Linked DNA regions of Homo sapiens: region 2 is linked to region 1. A link is a contact called in ENCODE POLR2A ChIA-PET data. All regions are on one chromosome and are shown on one strand. The core of a region is the stretch at or near the end of the contact, and the rest is flanking DNA. Distances in the headings are between cores, read along the strand shown.

The links. ChIA-PET counts read pairs that join two places held with the same protein, here RNA polymerase II (POLR2A).
Region 2: POLR2A ChIA-PET joins it to region 1 with 11 read pairs in activated T-cell. The contact joins two enhancer-like sites. POLR2A ChIA-PET finds 5 or more read pairs at or near these places in 6 of 52 experiments (AG04450, GM10248, WTC11 and 2 more).

The regions. Positions count from the first base shown.
Region 1 is chr12:108,612,038-108,619,630 of GRCh38, forward strand. No RefSeq gene overlaps it. Among named protein-coding and RNA genes, the nearest start is that of TMEM119, 18 kb to the left of the region's middle. RefSeq lists enhancers at 5,255-5,714, 6,295-6,344. Within about 2 kb of position 5,079, at least 14 of the 41 ENCODE cell types and tissues checked have a DNase peak (open chromatin) inside an H3K27ac peak, as active enhancers do.
Region 2 is chr12:108,746,929-108,754,483 of GRCh38, forward strand. It overlaps LOC105369969 (a long non-coding RNA gene), which reads left to right. Exons shown (of 3, transcript XR_945328.4): 2 at 516-747; 3 at 7,060-7,224. Among named protein-coding and RNA genes, the nearest start is that of CORO1C, 19 kb to the left of the region's middle. Within about 2 kb of position 5,108, at least 6 of the 41 ENCODE cell types and tissues checked have a DNase peak (open chromatin) inside an H3K27ac peak, as active enhancers do.

The DNA.
Region 1 (7,593 bases), core at 3,829-6,328:
ATTTTCAATTGCTGAATCATGTTTGATTGATCATACACCTGGGGCTGCCTTATTTTCTTTACCTCTTCCAAGTTGCTGGAATATTCCACAAACATTTCTGAGTCACCTACTCTGGGCTAGGATCACACTAGAGGCTGAGGGCAAAGATGAGTCACAATTCCTTCCCACAAGCACACAGCATTTTATGCCCAGGGACTGTGTGGGCGAGTGCATGAGTGAGGGGTCGAGAGACCTTGTGCCCCTAAATGCTCAGCAATCAGGTCTCTGTCCACTTCTGCCCCCAGGGGGCGGTACAGCATGATCACCACAAAAGTCCTCAAGGCTAACCATGTTTCGACCCTAATTCACACGACACCTCAAACACAGAGGTTTGATCTTTTGTCGACTGTCTCTAGAGGCAGTTGGGCTACGTCAGTGAAAGACATTAGAAAGAGTTGTTCACCAGTGGCTCATGCCTGTAATCCCAGCACTCTGGGAGGCCGAGGTGGGGCGGATCACTTGAGGCCAGGAGTTCCAGACCAAGCTGATCAACATGGCGAAACCCCATCTCTACTAAAAATACAAAAAATTAGCTGGGTATGGTGGTGCACACCTGTAATCCCAGCTACTTGGGAGGCTGAGGCATGAGAATCGCTTGGACCCAGGAGGCAGAGGTTGCAGTGAGCTGAGATTGTGCCACTGCACTCCAGCCTGGGAGATAGAGCGTGACTGTGTCTCAAAAAAAAAAAAAAAAAAAAGTTGTTCACACAGGAGCTGTTTGTCATTACCTGGTTTCTCTCCCAGTGGATATAAAAAATATCCCATCACGTGGGGTGTGAGAACATCTTTGCCATTACCAAGAGGTGTCATATCGGCAAAGGCTCACATCCTTTTCTGAGGAATGCCACCTCTCCCCACAGCTGCAGGTCCCGCCTCTGGGCAGACGTTCTCACAGTCCTGCCTCCAGGTTTTCCCTCTCTCCCAAGCTGCAGCCTTCTGCTGCCTGGTGGGAGGCCTCTCTCAGGGCAGTACCCATTACATCAACCAGGTTCATTCACCTGCACTCTGCAGGCCAGGCTGGAGTGCGGTGGTGCAATCATAACTCACTGCAGCCTTGACCTACCAGGATCAAGGGATCCTCCCACCTCAGCTTCCTGAGTACCTGGGACTGCAGGTGTGCGCCACCATGCCAGGCTAATTACTTAAATTTGTAGAGATGGGGTCTCGCTATGTTGCCCAACCCAGGCTGGTTTCGAACTCCTGGCTCAAGTGATCCTCACGCCTCAGCTTCCCACAGTGTTGGAGTCACAAGCGTGAGCCACGGTAACATACAATCTGGCCAGGCTGTATGTTATATTGTGTGATTCCGATGATAAGTTCTGGAAAAGACCAGTGGTTACCCTTGGTGGGGAGGGAATGATTTGGAGGGACTTGCAGGGACCCTGTAATATGATAGAAACTTGTCTTATTTGGGGGAGCCATTGATAGTCTCTGAGCAGGGGAACAGCCACAGAAGGTAAGGACATTCACAGGGGACTTCCAGGAGGTGTGGCTTCCTTGGGCTTCCCGGTCACTCAGTCCCTGGGAGGGGCAGGGACAGCAGCTGTGGAAGCTCCAAGGAGCATGCCCAAGGCCCTCTGCCCTCACACACGCCTTGGCAGACCTCTGGGCTCACACAGCCTTGGGAATTCCCCCCAGTTCTGCTTCTGGCTCCTTGAAGCTGTCCCTCCAGCGGGGAACTAATACAGACGTCTCCCATCTCATAGAAGGAGAAATCGGGGCCTGAGAAGGCGGTGGCATGCCCAAGGTCTCATAGAGTGAGTCCAGGGGTGGTGGAAGGACGCAGCCCCCTCTGCTCCCTCAGCAATCTTTGGCACCACCTCCTCCCCGGCACCCAGCTCTGTAGAGGCTTCGTGAATGGGCAGTGCCCAGTGACTGCCTCCCAGTGACCCCCTCTCCCAGTTGGGGATGCTGTGAGCACAGAGTGGCCTCCAGAGAGGAGCTCTGTGGCTGATGAGAAGTCACGCCAGGACCTGGCTTGGAGAATTGGAGATTTGGAGATTTGGGGACTTCCCAGCCCCTTCTCAAGGAGCCAGCCTTTGGTGGCTGGTGGCCCCAGAAAGTCTTAGGAGTTTACTCCCGAATCTGTGATTTTTCATGCTGTGTGGCCTTAGGCAAGTCACTGAACCTCTCTGGGCCTCCATTTGCTCATCCATAAAATGGGGTTGAGAATAAGACCTAACCTCACAGGGTAGGTCGACTTCTGCTATTGTCAAGGGTAATTGTTTACAGTGCCCCGGGCCCTATGAGCATCCCATGTTACAGATGAGGACTGTGAGCCTTGGAGAGACACATGGCAAAGACAGAACCAGGCATCAGACTGACTTCTGTCTCCTTCCCAAGTCTTCTGGGGAATGAAAAATCCCTGCCTTGTGTGACTCTTATCTGAGTGGGAAGGACACATAAGCAGTGGCCACTTGATGGCATAAGCAGACACAGAGACGCCCATTCTACACATGGAAAGATTGAGGCCCCAGATGGAGGAGGAATAACCTGGAGTTAACTGTTGGCCAACCAAGCTGGTCTCTGTGCCCAGGACTGGGGCAAAGACGGGGTGAAATACTGCCCCGCAGCAAGTAGGGTGATGGGGGTGAGCAAAGGAGGAGCCCAGAGACATGGCTGGATCCAAAAAGATCTCCAGGGCCTGGGGGAGCTGAGCCCTAAAAGTGGAAACAAAAGGCAGAGAGGGCAGGAGCCGTGGGGCATGGGTGAGGAGGAGTGAGAGGGCCGGTTTGCCCAGACAGGCAGACATATAGGTGAGTGGGCAGCGAGTGAGGAAGCTGGAAACTTCTTGTGGACTTGGGCACTGGGGAGCCATTGATAGTCTCTGAGCAGGGGAACAGCCGCAGAAGGTAAGGACATTCACAGGGGACCTCAAAAGATGTGGCTTCCTTGGGCCTCCCCGTCACCCAGTCCCTGGGAGGGGCAGGGACAGCAGCTGTGGGAGCTCCAAGGAGCATGCCCAAGGCCCCCTGCTCTCACACATGCCTTGGCCGACCTCTGGGTTCACACAGCCTTGTGAATTCACCTGCTTGCCTGCTTGCTTATTGGTTTGCTTGCTTCTTGGGGTATATTTTACACACAGTAAAAAGCACCAATTGTAAAAATGCAGTTCAGTGAGTTTTGGCAAATGCAGACACCCGTATGACAACCAACCAGACCAAAATAAAACATGTTTCCATCATACCAGAGGGTTCCTGCAAGCCGCTGCTAATCATTTCCCACCCCCAAGAGTAACCACTGATCTTTTCCAGAACTTCTTATCATTGGAATCACACAACATACAGCCCAGCCAGATTGTATGTCACTGTGGCTCACGCCTGTAACCCCAACACTTTGGGAGGCCGAGGCAGGAGGATCAGTTGAGCCAGGAGTTTGAGACCAGCCTGGGTTGGGCAACATAGCAAGACCCCCATCTCTACAAAAAAATAAGTAATTAGCCTGGCATGGTGGTGCACACCTGCAGTCTTAGCTACTCAGGAAGCTGAGGCAGGAGGATCGCTGGAGCTTGGTAGGTCAAGGCTGCAGTGAGTTATGATGGCGCCACTGCACTCCAGCCTGGGTGACAGAGTGGGACCCTGTCTCTAAAAAGAAAAAAATATATAGCCTTTTGTGTCTAGCTTCTTTCAGTCAGCATGGTGTCTTTGAGATTCATCCATGTTGGCATGAGAATCAGTGCCTCACTCCTGTTTATTCAGAGTAATATTTCCTTGCACAGATGGACCACAGTTTATTTATCCATTCACCAGCTGATGGATATTTGGGTTGTTTTCAGTTTGGGGATCTTATGAACAAAGCTGCTGTACACATTTGTAGCAGTCTTTGTATGAACATCTGTTTTCATTCTCTTGGGGAGATACCTAAGAATGGGATTTCTGGCTTGGATGGGGAGTACATGGTGAGTACACGTCTAACTTTATAAGAAACTGCCCAACTGGTTTCCAAAGTGGCTGTATCATTTTGCATTCCCACCAGCAACATGTGAGTGTTCTAGCTTCTCCACATCCTCACCAGCACTGGGTGTTGTCAGTCTTTCTAATTCTAGTCCTGCTGGAGGGTGTGAAGTGGCATCTGACTGTGGCTTTAATTTGCATTTCCCTGATGGCTAATGACCTCAAGCATCTTTTGCAACAGCTTTCCTGGAACCTCCACCTGGAGGTTGAGCAGGCCCTGAGACCCAACTTGGCTGAACCCCAGCTCAGGACACTCCTCTTACCACCAGCCCTGCAACCTCCTTCCATGGCTTTCCCAGCCACCCCGTGGCACCCTCATCAGGATAGCTGCCCAAGTCAGAAACCTGAGATTTCAACCTCCTTTTTCCTCACTTCCAACCCATCAGCAACTCCTACCCTTTTCTTCCCAATTACCTCTCGATTCCACAACTTCTTTGCACCCTGCTCTAGTCCAGGTTCTCCTCATCCTCACACAGCCTCTTCCTCCTCCATGCGGCCACCCTGGCTCCTTCCAGCTGCCCCCACCTTGTCTGCTCCCCTAGTGCAAACTCCTGTGCCCATGATGCTCCCACTGCCTGGAACTTTCTTCCCTCTATCCCTTCCCTCCCAAGTCAATAACTCTGTGTCCTTCAAGTTTCAACCATGATTTTCCTGACCCATGCCCCCCAGCTCTGGCCCCATTGCTCCCAGCATCTCTCCTCTGGGCTCAGGGCCCAGCCATAATCTGACATAATCTGATCTTTTCCTGGGTGATTATTTGATCAATCTGTCCCCCTCTAGACCATGAGCCCCAAAGGGGTCTCGAACTCCTGGCCTCAAGTTATCCGCCCACCTTGGCCTTCCACAGTTCTGGGATTACAGGCCTGTCCTACTCACATGGCATCCCAGGGCCTCTCACAGTGCCTGGCACATTCCATAGTAATCGGTGGCTTGGTTGAGTGGCAAAGAGGGATGGGATCTGGGGAAAGAATTTGGGGAGCCCCTGCCAGATCAGCTGCTGGATGAACCACCCCCAGGGTGGCAGCCCCAGCCTGTAAGAGACAAGGGACCTGGAACAAACTGAGCCCATCATCCCCCGCCCCCCATTTCCTGTCTACCCTCCTTCCTTCCCTGCTGGCAGAGCTGAAGTCAGCACAGTGTGGTTTCCTAACCGTGCAACCGGCTGGAGCAAGTGGTTCAGCTTTCTGAACCTCGGTTTCCCTGGCAAGAAAATGGAACAATCATTGCACCCACATTATGAGGTTGAGTCCTAAATGAGATAATGCAGACAAACTGTTTGACAAGGCACTAGGTATGCAGTAAGTGCTCAGTAAAGGCCAGCTGCTTGCCCCCGGCCATCCCTCTTAGTCCTAGGCCCCAGCTCTGCTGTGTTGTGTTCTCTGCAATGAGAGGGCTGCGCTGTACTCGGTTACCCTCCCAAGGAACAGCGCCTTCCCTCAGCAGCCAGGAGCCACAGAGGGTGACTAATGGGGGACTTCCAGGCCCCAGGGCAGGTCAGCAGGGCTGAGGTTTTGGGGCGTGGGATTCCCCCAGAACCCCGCTGTGATCTCAAGGACAGCGTGACACAGTGGTAAGATCCTGGCTTTCAGGTCTGGGTTCCAATCTCAGATCCTCTTCATGACCTGGGGCAGGTGACTTCACCTAGCTCTCATCCTCAGTTTCATCTTCTGTAAAATGGGGAGAATACTAGAACCGTCTGTGAGAGCTGTTTGAGGGGATTCACGGGGATATTGCAGCTGTGTGTGTGTTCAGGATGTGTTTGCTGAATGGATGAGTGGGGTGATTCAGGCTGGTGGTCCTCAAGGGCATGGGAGGCCCAGGCAGGAGGGGAGGGCACAGGGGTGTGCAGGAGCCAGACTATATCTGCCCGTGAGAGCTAATCAACAAAATTTTCAGAATTTTGTGTCAGTTGTTTAATAAATTAAATTCTATTATATTAAAAGCCAAGGTCATCAGTACTCAAAACTCACCAATTCCTAATAATTGTACTACATTATCCGATGATCGATGCCCTTGTTACTAACACCTATTGTATCATCAACTATATAATGGTTGGTAGCTCAAAATCGGCTGTGGGAGTATTTACATGGAAGACATTGGCAAATGCTACAAATCAGGACTTTTTCCCATTGGAAGCCAGTTGTTAAACACTTAACAGCACGCCACTGGCTTTGGGGCTCCTTCCTGGCTAAATGATCTCCAAGTCTGGCCCAAGGGAAACGCAGGCTTCCACCTGCTCTAAGAGCTGGCGGCGGGCGCCCCCTGGTGGCCGCTTCAAGCACCCGGCTTCGCCCACCCTGAATGAAATCCCACACCTTGGAGAGAGAGAAAACTGTAAAGGGAAGGTGGCCCTCTTCCAACGCAAATGGAAATCTGTGGTTACACAGCATCCTCAGGAGCTGTCAGGAAATAGGGGAAAGCTCCCAGGAAGACGAGGTGACAAGATCCCTGGGGAACAACTCAGAGGTCCTTCAGCCTGAGTCCACAGCCCCCTGCTGTGGAGCCTTCAGCTCCCCTTCTCTGATTTTTCTGATCCCTCCCAAAGGGGAGGTAGACTCAGTCTCTCCTGACCCATCAGCCTGCCGACCCCGGGTGTTAACTGACCCAGCCCATGGCAGACACTCCCACCTTCTTCCATCAGCACCCCCAGGACACTTTGAACACACCTGCCTGTGTGTATCAGATTTGATCCTTCCAGAAGTTCAGGGGAGGAGACAGACACTGCATTTCCAATATGTGTGGGCCCTCTCCCCACTCCTCCCCGATGCTGTCCCATGGCCTTTCCCCCTGACGGCTCTTTCCTACCTTTCCCTTGTCTCTTTCCTCCAACCCCTCTCTCCCAAGCCACAGCCAACCCCTGCCAGACTCAACCTTCTCTGTGAACTCCCCTTTTCCGGGATAAACCATTGGGGGCAAGGAAAGAAGTCCTTCACTTCCAAAGAGGCCATTGAAGGTATTTTTTTTCTTTTTCCTTTTCTTTTCTTTTCTTTTTTTTTTTTTTTTTTTTTGAGACAGCTTTTCACTGCTGTTGCCAAGGCTGGAGTGCAATGGCATGACCTTGGCTCACTGCAACTTCTACCTCCCAGGCTCAAGTGATTCTCCCACTTCAGCCTCCTGAGTAGCTGGGACTACAGGCGCACATCACTGCACCTGGCTAATTTTTGTATTTTTTGTAGAGACGGGGTTTCACCATGTTGCCCAGGCTGATCTCAAATTCCTGAGCTCAAGCCGTCCTCCTGCCTCGGTCTCCCAAAGTGCTGGGATTACAGGCGTGAACCACCACACCCAGCCGGAGGTATTTTTCAAGAAGAAAAATAAAGACTATCCCCTGAGATGACTTTTATTCCTCTCCTAGAAGGTAGAACAGAGTCTGTTTAAGCGGCAGCTTCTTTCTCTCTCTATGGAAATGACTGGAAGGTATTTGGGAGCAGAAGAGCAAGAACTCTCCAAATCCTGGTTTTCTAATCTGACTGAAACTGCCTTTGCAAAAATTATAACTGAGGAAATGATGACAGTGGAAGAGACCAGACCGAACAGACTCCATCTTGCTTCTAGCCTTTAAGCTGTCCTTGTTCATTCCTTCCCCAAAGTTAGGCTGAAC
Region 2 (7,555 bases), core at 3,858-6,357, 130 kb after region 1:
AAAAATACATAAAATAGAAACATGAGATGTTAATACAGAGGTAACTGGGTGTGGGGTTATATGGAAACTCTGTACTATTTTGCAACTTTTCTGTAAATCAAAGTCTATCCTAAAATAAAAGTTTCCTTAAAAATACAGTGCCTGACAGCTACTCAGGAGGCTGAGGCAAGAGAATTGCTTAAACCCAGGAGGCGGAGGTTGCAGTGAGCCAAGATCACGCTATTGCACTCCAGCCTGGGTGACAAGAGCGAAACTTCGTCTCAAAAAAAGAAAAAGAAAAAGAAAAGAAAAAAAAGACAACTACAGCGTCTGGGCTGGGTACAGTGGCTCATGCCTGTAATCCCAGCACTTTGGGAGGCTGAGGTGGGAGGATCACTTGAGCCCTTTGCAATATATCTTTGCAGCTCTTTTCATCAAGAGACAAAATCTGTTTCCCAGTGCTTGAATCTGGACTGGTCTTCTAAATTGCTTTGGCCAATAGGATGCAACAGAAATAACTATCCTGGCATTTCTAGGCTTAGGCCTCAAGAGATCTTGAACATTTTCACTTGCTCTCCTGGAACCCTGATGCTGCCACGTGAACAAGCCCAGGCAACCTTACTGGAAGAAGAGAAGCATCAACTCCAACACATGAGTGAGGTTATCCTAGACCAGCCAAACCCCATCAACCACAAACATGAGTAAGCCCTGCAGAGACCCACCGAGCCCAATCCGGATCAACCAAACCTCCCAGCCTGCTTTAAACTTGTGAGTAAATAATAAATACATATTATTTCAAGTCACTGAATTTGGGGGAGGTTTGTTACACAGTGAGAGCTACCTGATACAAACCCAAAAGACATCAGAAAAGGTGTTCTACTTCGACCCAATAATTTCACTCCAGAAATGTATCCTAAAGTAATTCTCATGATCACATACACAGATAGAGTCAATTCTCATTATTCATGGTACTTATTCTACAAAGTCACCAAGAACACTGAATTAGCAAATACTAAACCATTGCTCCTAGGGGAAATACATGGTTAGGTGCCTGCAAGCTTTTGGTCACGACATTTTAGTCAACCAATCAATATACAAGCTTTTTTTATGTGTGTTTCTGTTTAAAGACACCCCCCTTATTATTATTATTATTTTTGACAGGGTCTCACTCTGTTGTCCAGGCTGGAGTGCAGTGGAGCAATCACGGATCACTGCAGCCTCAACCTCTCCCAGTTCAGGTGATCCTCCCACCTCAACCTCCTGAGTAGCTTGGACTATAGGCATGTACCACCATGCCCAGCTAGTTCTTCTGTTTTGGGTAGAGACGGGGTTTTGCCACATTGCCCAGGCTGGTCTTAAACTCCTGGGCTCAAGTGATCCTCTCACCTCGACCTCCCAAAGTCCTAGGATTACAGGCATGAGCCATCACACCTGGCCAAAGCCACCATATAAAGTATTGTTGATTAATATATATTGTTGGGCCAGGAGCGATGGCTCATGCCTGTAATCCCAGCACTTTGGGAGGCTGAGACAGGCGCATCACCTGAGGTTGGGAGTTCGAGATCAGCCTGATCAACATGGAGAAACCCCATCTCTACTAAAAATACAAAATTAGCCGGGTATGGTGATGCATGCCTGTAATCCCAGCTAATTGGGAGGCTGAGACAGGAGAATTGCTTGAACCTGGGAGGCGGAGGTTGCGGTGAGCTGAGATCACACGATTGCCCTCCAGCCTGGACAACAAGAGCGAAACTCCATCTCAAAAAAAAAAAAAATCTCTATATATATATATGTTCAATTCATTCACATCAAACTCACAGCCAATACCATAATACCTCATGTTTGAATGAAGTGTATCTAACACATGTATTTTCCCCATAAGGCACATCACAACCTTCTTGTGCTTAGGGATACTAGATAGACAGTACTTTAGCACTACACTTGGGGATCATTTTAAACACAAAAGTCATACCAAAAAAGCACACAAACATTAAATATGTGGCAGTAAACATACAGTGAAAATGTACACTATGGTCTGAAAGTTTGTGTCCCACCCAAATTCATACACTGAAATCCTTAGCCAGGCATGGTGGCTCATGCCTGCAATCCCAGCACTTTGGGAGATCAGGGCAGAAGGATGGCCTGAACCCAGGAGTTCCAGACCAGCCCTGGCAACATAGTGAGACCTCGTCTCTACAAAAAATACAAATATTAGCTAGGCATGATGGTGCGCAGCTGTAGCCCCAGCTACTTGGGAGGCTGAGGTGGGAGGATTGCTTGAGCCTGGGAGGTTGAGGCTGCAGTGAGTCGTGATCGTGCCACCATACTCCAGCCTGGGTGACAGATCAAGACCTTGTCTCAAAAAAAAAAACAAAAAAACAAAAAAAAACACCACAAACTTTGGGCTTATGCAAATATGGAGGTTGAGAAGTGCCACAATCTGCCATCTGCAAACTGGAGACTCAGAGAGGCCAGTGGTGTAGTTTAGAGGCCTGAGAACCAGAGGCCCGATGGTGGACATTCCAGTCCAGGTCTGAAGGCCTGAGATGCTGGAGCTCCGAGGGCAGGAGAAGACTGACGTCCCAGCTCAAACAGGCAGAGGGAGAGCGCATCCAACCTTTCTCAGCCTTTTTATTCTCAGGCCCTCAATGGATTGGATGATCCATATTGGAGAAGGCCACCTGCTTTACTCAGTCCACCGATTCAAATGTTAATCTCTTCTGAACACACTTTCCCAAGCATACCAGAAATAGTGTTTAATTAGATATGTGGGCATCCTGTGGCCCAGTTACATTGACACATAAAATTAACCACCACTGGCCTGGTACAGTGGCTCACGCCTGTAATCCCAGCACTTTGGGAAGCCAAGGTGGGTGGATCACCTGAGGTCAGGAGTTCAAGACCAGCCTGGCCACATGATGAAACCCCATCTCTACTAAAAATACAAAAATTAGCCGGGTGTGGTAGCACCCGCTTATAGTCCCAGTTACTCAGGAGGCTGAGGCAGGAGAATCATTTGAACCCAGGAGATGGAGGTTGCAGTGACCTGAGATTGCACCACTGCACTCTAGTCTGGGTGACAGAGGGAGACTCCGTCTCAAAAAAAAAAAAAATTAACCATCATAATGGGTAAGTTTATTTTTCATATCTTCCATTCTGTATTTTCTAATTTTTCTGCAAAGTACATTCAGTCATTGGAAATCAGAAAAGTTATTGTCTTTTTTGTTTTTAAATTTTTTTGTTGGTTTGAGACAGAGACTCACTCTGTCACCCAGGCTGGAGTGCAGTGGCATGATCTCGGCTCACTGCAACCTCTGCTTCCCGGGTTCAAGCAATTTTCCTGCCTCAGCCTCTCAAGCAGCTGGGACTACAGGCGTGTGACACCATGGCCAGCTAATTTTTGTATTTCTAGCGAAGATGGAGGGTTTTGCCAGTTTTGCCATGTTGGCCAGGCTGGTCTCAAACTCCTGACCTCCCGCCTCAGCCTCCCAAAGTGCTGGGATTACAAGCATGAGCCACCATGCCTGGTCAAGTTATATCTTTTTTAAGAGAGGAAGGAATTCTGTAAATTCAAGGTACTGTATCAAGATCCTGAGCCTAATGTCACCCTTTGACAAGCTCAGTAGAACTCCAGCTGGAAAAATTTCTAGATAATGCTCTCATGCAGATTTTTCAAAACTTAAGTATGAATCTTGGCACAAAATGTGCTCGCTCATCCACATAAATCTCATTACTGAGGCAATAAACCTTGCAATTGCTTGTGCTGTCTGCAACGGCAAGAGCTGCAGTATCCAAAGCCCAGCCTGGCCAAACTCCCCTCACAAATCAGATATTCAACCTCACAGGAAAAGAGAATCACTGTTAATTAATAACAACAAAGGATTAGGCCAGTGGTTCTGAACCCGGGACAACTCTACTCCCCTCCTCCCCCCAGGGGACATTTGGCAGTGTCTGGAGACAGTATTTGGTTGTCGTTGACTAGGAGGTGCTCCTGGCATCCAGTGGATAGATCCCAGGAATGCTGCTGAACATCTTACAATGCATGGGACAGTCCCCACCCCGCCCCACAGCAAAGAAGTATTAGTCCCCAAATGTCAATAGGAGTACGGTTGAGAAACCCTGGCTCTTCAGACATATGGAGCCTTATTAGATCTTCCTGGGCTAAGAGCTTTACAGGAAAGATCTCATTTAATCCTCACAGCAATCCTAGGTATAGGGCCTATTATCATGCCCATTTTACAGAAAAGGAAACTGAGGCTAAGAATCACATACCATTTCTAGGCCGGGCACGGTGACTCATGCCTGTAATCCCAGCACTTTGGGAGGCCAAGGCAGGTGGATCACCTGAGGTCGGGAGTTTGAGACCAGCCTGGCCAACATGGAGAAACCCTGTCTCTACTGAAAATACAAAAATTATCTGGGTGTGGTGGTGGGCACCTGTAATCCCAACTACTTAGGAGGCTGAGGCAGGAGAATTTCTTGAACTCAGGAGGCAGAGGTTGCAGTAAACTGAGATCGCGCCACTGTACTCCAGTGTGGGTGACAGAGCAAGACTCCGTCCCAAAAAAAAAAAAAAAAAAAAAAATCATGTGGTATTTCTGACTTCAGCGTTTGTACTCTGCTCTCCTCCATGCCCAAATTGTTGAGTTATTGCTCTGTTGTTGTTTTGAGGTAAGGTCTCAGTCTGTTACCCAGCCTGGAGTGGAGTGGAGTGGTGCAATCAAGGCTCACTGCAGCTTCAAACTCATAGGCTCAAGCAATCCTCTTGCCTCAGCCTCCTGAGTAGCTTGGAGTACACAACCACATGCCACCACACCTGGTGAATTTTTGTATTTTTTGTAGAGATGGAGGTCTACGCTGTGTTGGCCAGGCTGGTCTCAAACTCCTAAGCTCAAGCAATCCTCCCACCTCGGCCTCTCAAAGTGCTGGGATTACAGGCATAAGCCACCAGACCTGGCCTGTTGTTTTTAATTATGGAAATTTTCAGGTATAAACAAAAGTAGAGAAACCAATTGAACAACCCTGCATGGTCCCTCTACCCAGCTTCAGAGCTTCAGGCAGAACCTCAAGCACAACATGCTTCCCTGCAATCAAGAATCCCTCAACAAGCCAAGATGAATCACACCAGGCCTGGGCCCTTGGGAACACATGAGTTCCTCCTTCAGGTCGCTGGAAACGCGTTCCCTCTTCCTTTACAGGTTTTGATCATATCCCCCATCAGCTGTTGCCTTTCCCAGCAGAAAAGTTAGACGTAAGATCATCTGTTCTCTCCCTACTTTAAGTGTCACCTCCTTTTCTGAGAGGTGAGAAAATAGTTTTCTCCCTAAGGAAAGCTGAGATGGGGAGAACATATGCTCAGAAACAGATAATCTTGCCACCAAAATTGTTAGTAGCAGGGAGGAGCTAGTATTTGCAACGTGGGGTGCAAAGCAGCTCCCTCCATGTCTGCCTGCATACATAAATCCTTATGAGAATAGGTGGCAATTTCTTTTATTCAAACAAATGCTCTCTAGTTTCTGCTTTGTGCGAAGCTCAACTGTGCTCAATCCTGAATACAGATGACAGGCAAAACAGTCAGCTGGCTTCTTTCAAATGAAGTCAGGCCTTCATGAGGGATGGAGAAACTGGGCTTGCATCCCAGATAGGGGCTTCTGTTAATCCCTATTAATGTTGGAACTGAATTGCATGTGCTGGGAAGCAGCAGAAGGGATTGCTGTGAACATGAACTTTGGAATTAGACAGCTCTGGGTTCCAAGTCCAGCTCTCCCACTAATTAGCTGTGTGACCCTGGGTAAGTCATTCAACCTCTCTGAACCACATGTCCTTGCCTGGAAAGTGAGGACTGTTCATGCAACATGTTGGAGCCCCTATTATGTTCCAATTAATGTTTGCTATTATTTTTATTTTATTTTACTTTTTTAAGATGGAGTCTCGATCTGCATCCAGGCTGGAGTACAGTGGCATGATCTCGGCTCACTGCAACCTCTACCTCCTGGGTTCGAGTGATTCTCATGACTCAGCCTCCTGAGTAGCTGGGATTACAGGCGTGCACCACCACACCTGGCTAATTTTTTTTTTTTTTTTTTTTTTTTTTTTTGAGCTGGAGTTTCACTCTTGTTGCCCGGGCTGGAGTGCAATGGCATGATCTCGGCTCACTGCAACCTCCGCCTCCTGGGTTCAAGTGATTCTCCTGACTCAGCCTCCCGAGTAGCTGAGATTACAGGTGCCTGCCACCACGCTAGGCTAATTTTTGTATTTTTAGTAGAGACAGGGTTTCACCATGTTGGCCAGGCTGGTCTCGAAATTCTGAACCCAGGTGATCCACCTGCCTTGGCCTCCCAAAGTGCTGGGATCACAGGTGTGAGACACCATGCCTGTGCCTGGCTAATTTTTGTATTTTTAGTTGAAACGAGATTTCGCCACGTTGACCAGCTGGTCTGGAACTCTTGACCCTCAAGTGATCCTCCCACCTTGGCCTCCCAAAGTGCTGGGATTACAGGCATGAGCCACCGTGCCCAGCCAAATGTTTGCTAATATTTTTATGACTACTCAGAACCCTACCATTTTTCATTTGTTCTTCCCAAAATCTCTGCCTGGGACACTGTGGTCGATTGCAAAAATAGCCACAAATTATTCTCCTGTATGGGGCCCTGTGGTGTTGCCTTCTACCCTGACTCTGGCCTTGACCATGGACCATACCTTGGCTAAAGAGATATCAGTGAATGTGAAACAAACAGGGGCTTAAAAAGAGCTTGCATATGGAGCTTGCCATCTCTTGCTACACTTGAATCCCAGCCACCAATTGAAGAAGCTCAGGCTCTTCTGCTGGAGGATGAGAGTCCCAATGCCCAGGCATACCCCATCACTCCAGCCCACAGCTGTCAACCACCAGATATGTGAGGGAGGCCACCCTAGACCACCCAGACATGAGCTGACGTTCCAGCTGACACACTCACAGCCAAGCCAGACCCCAGAATGGTGAGCTACATAAATGCTATTGTTTTAAGCCACAAACACCTGGGGATGGTTTGTTAGACAGCAATAGATAATGAATACAAATACGTAATCTTCCCACTTTAGGGATGAAGAAACTGAGGCTCAAAGAGGCTTGGCCAAGACCACAGAGCCAGCACTCAATGTCATTCCCTCTACCATGCAGCGGGCTCCCCTCTGCCATCTCCAGCCGCCTGAAGCAGGGCCCAGCATGAATGAGACAGCTGGCAGAGTGAGAGCTGTGCTCACCACCTCAGCTCAGTGGCCCCCTGGGGGACCTGGGCCGTGACCTTGGCCTCATTACTGCATCGGACCTGTAATCAGATGCTTAGAAGGTCTGCAGAGATCCACCCAGCCTGGATCATGGGGTAGAGACCCGCACGGCAAGCTGGAAGATGTAGCCTCTTTGAAATCACACCATTCACTGGGGGACTCTCAAGGGTTCATCACACTCCACTGGGTCCTGGCCATCTGCTCTGTCCATTTGATGGACAAATGGACAGCAAAGAGGGCTAGGGATGTATGACCTTTCTAAAATATGTATGAATAAAAAAACACTTTCTTTAGACAAGACAGAATAAGA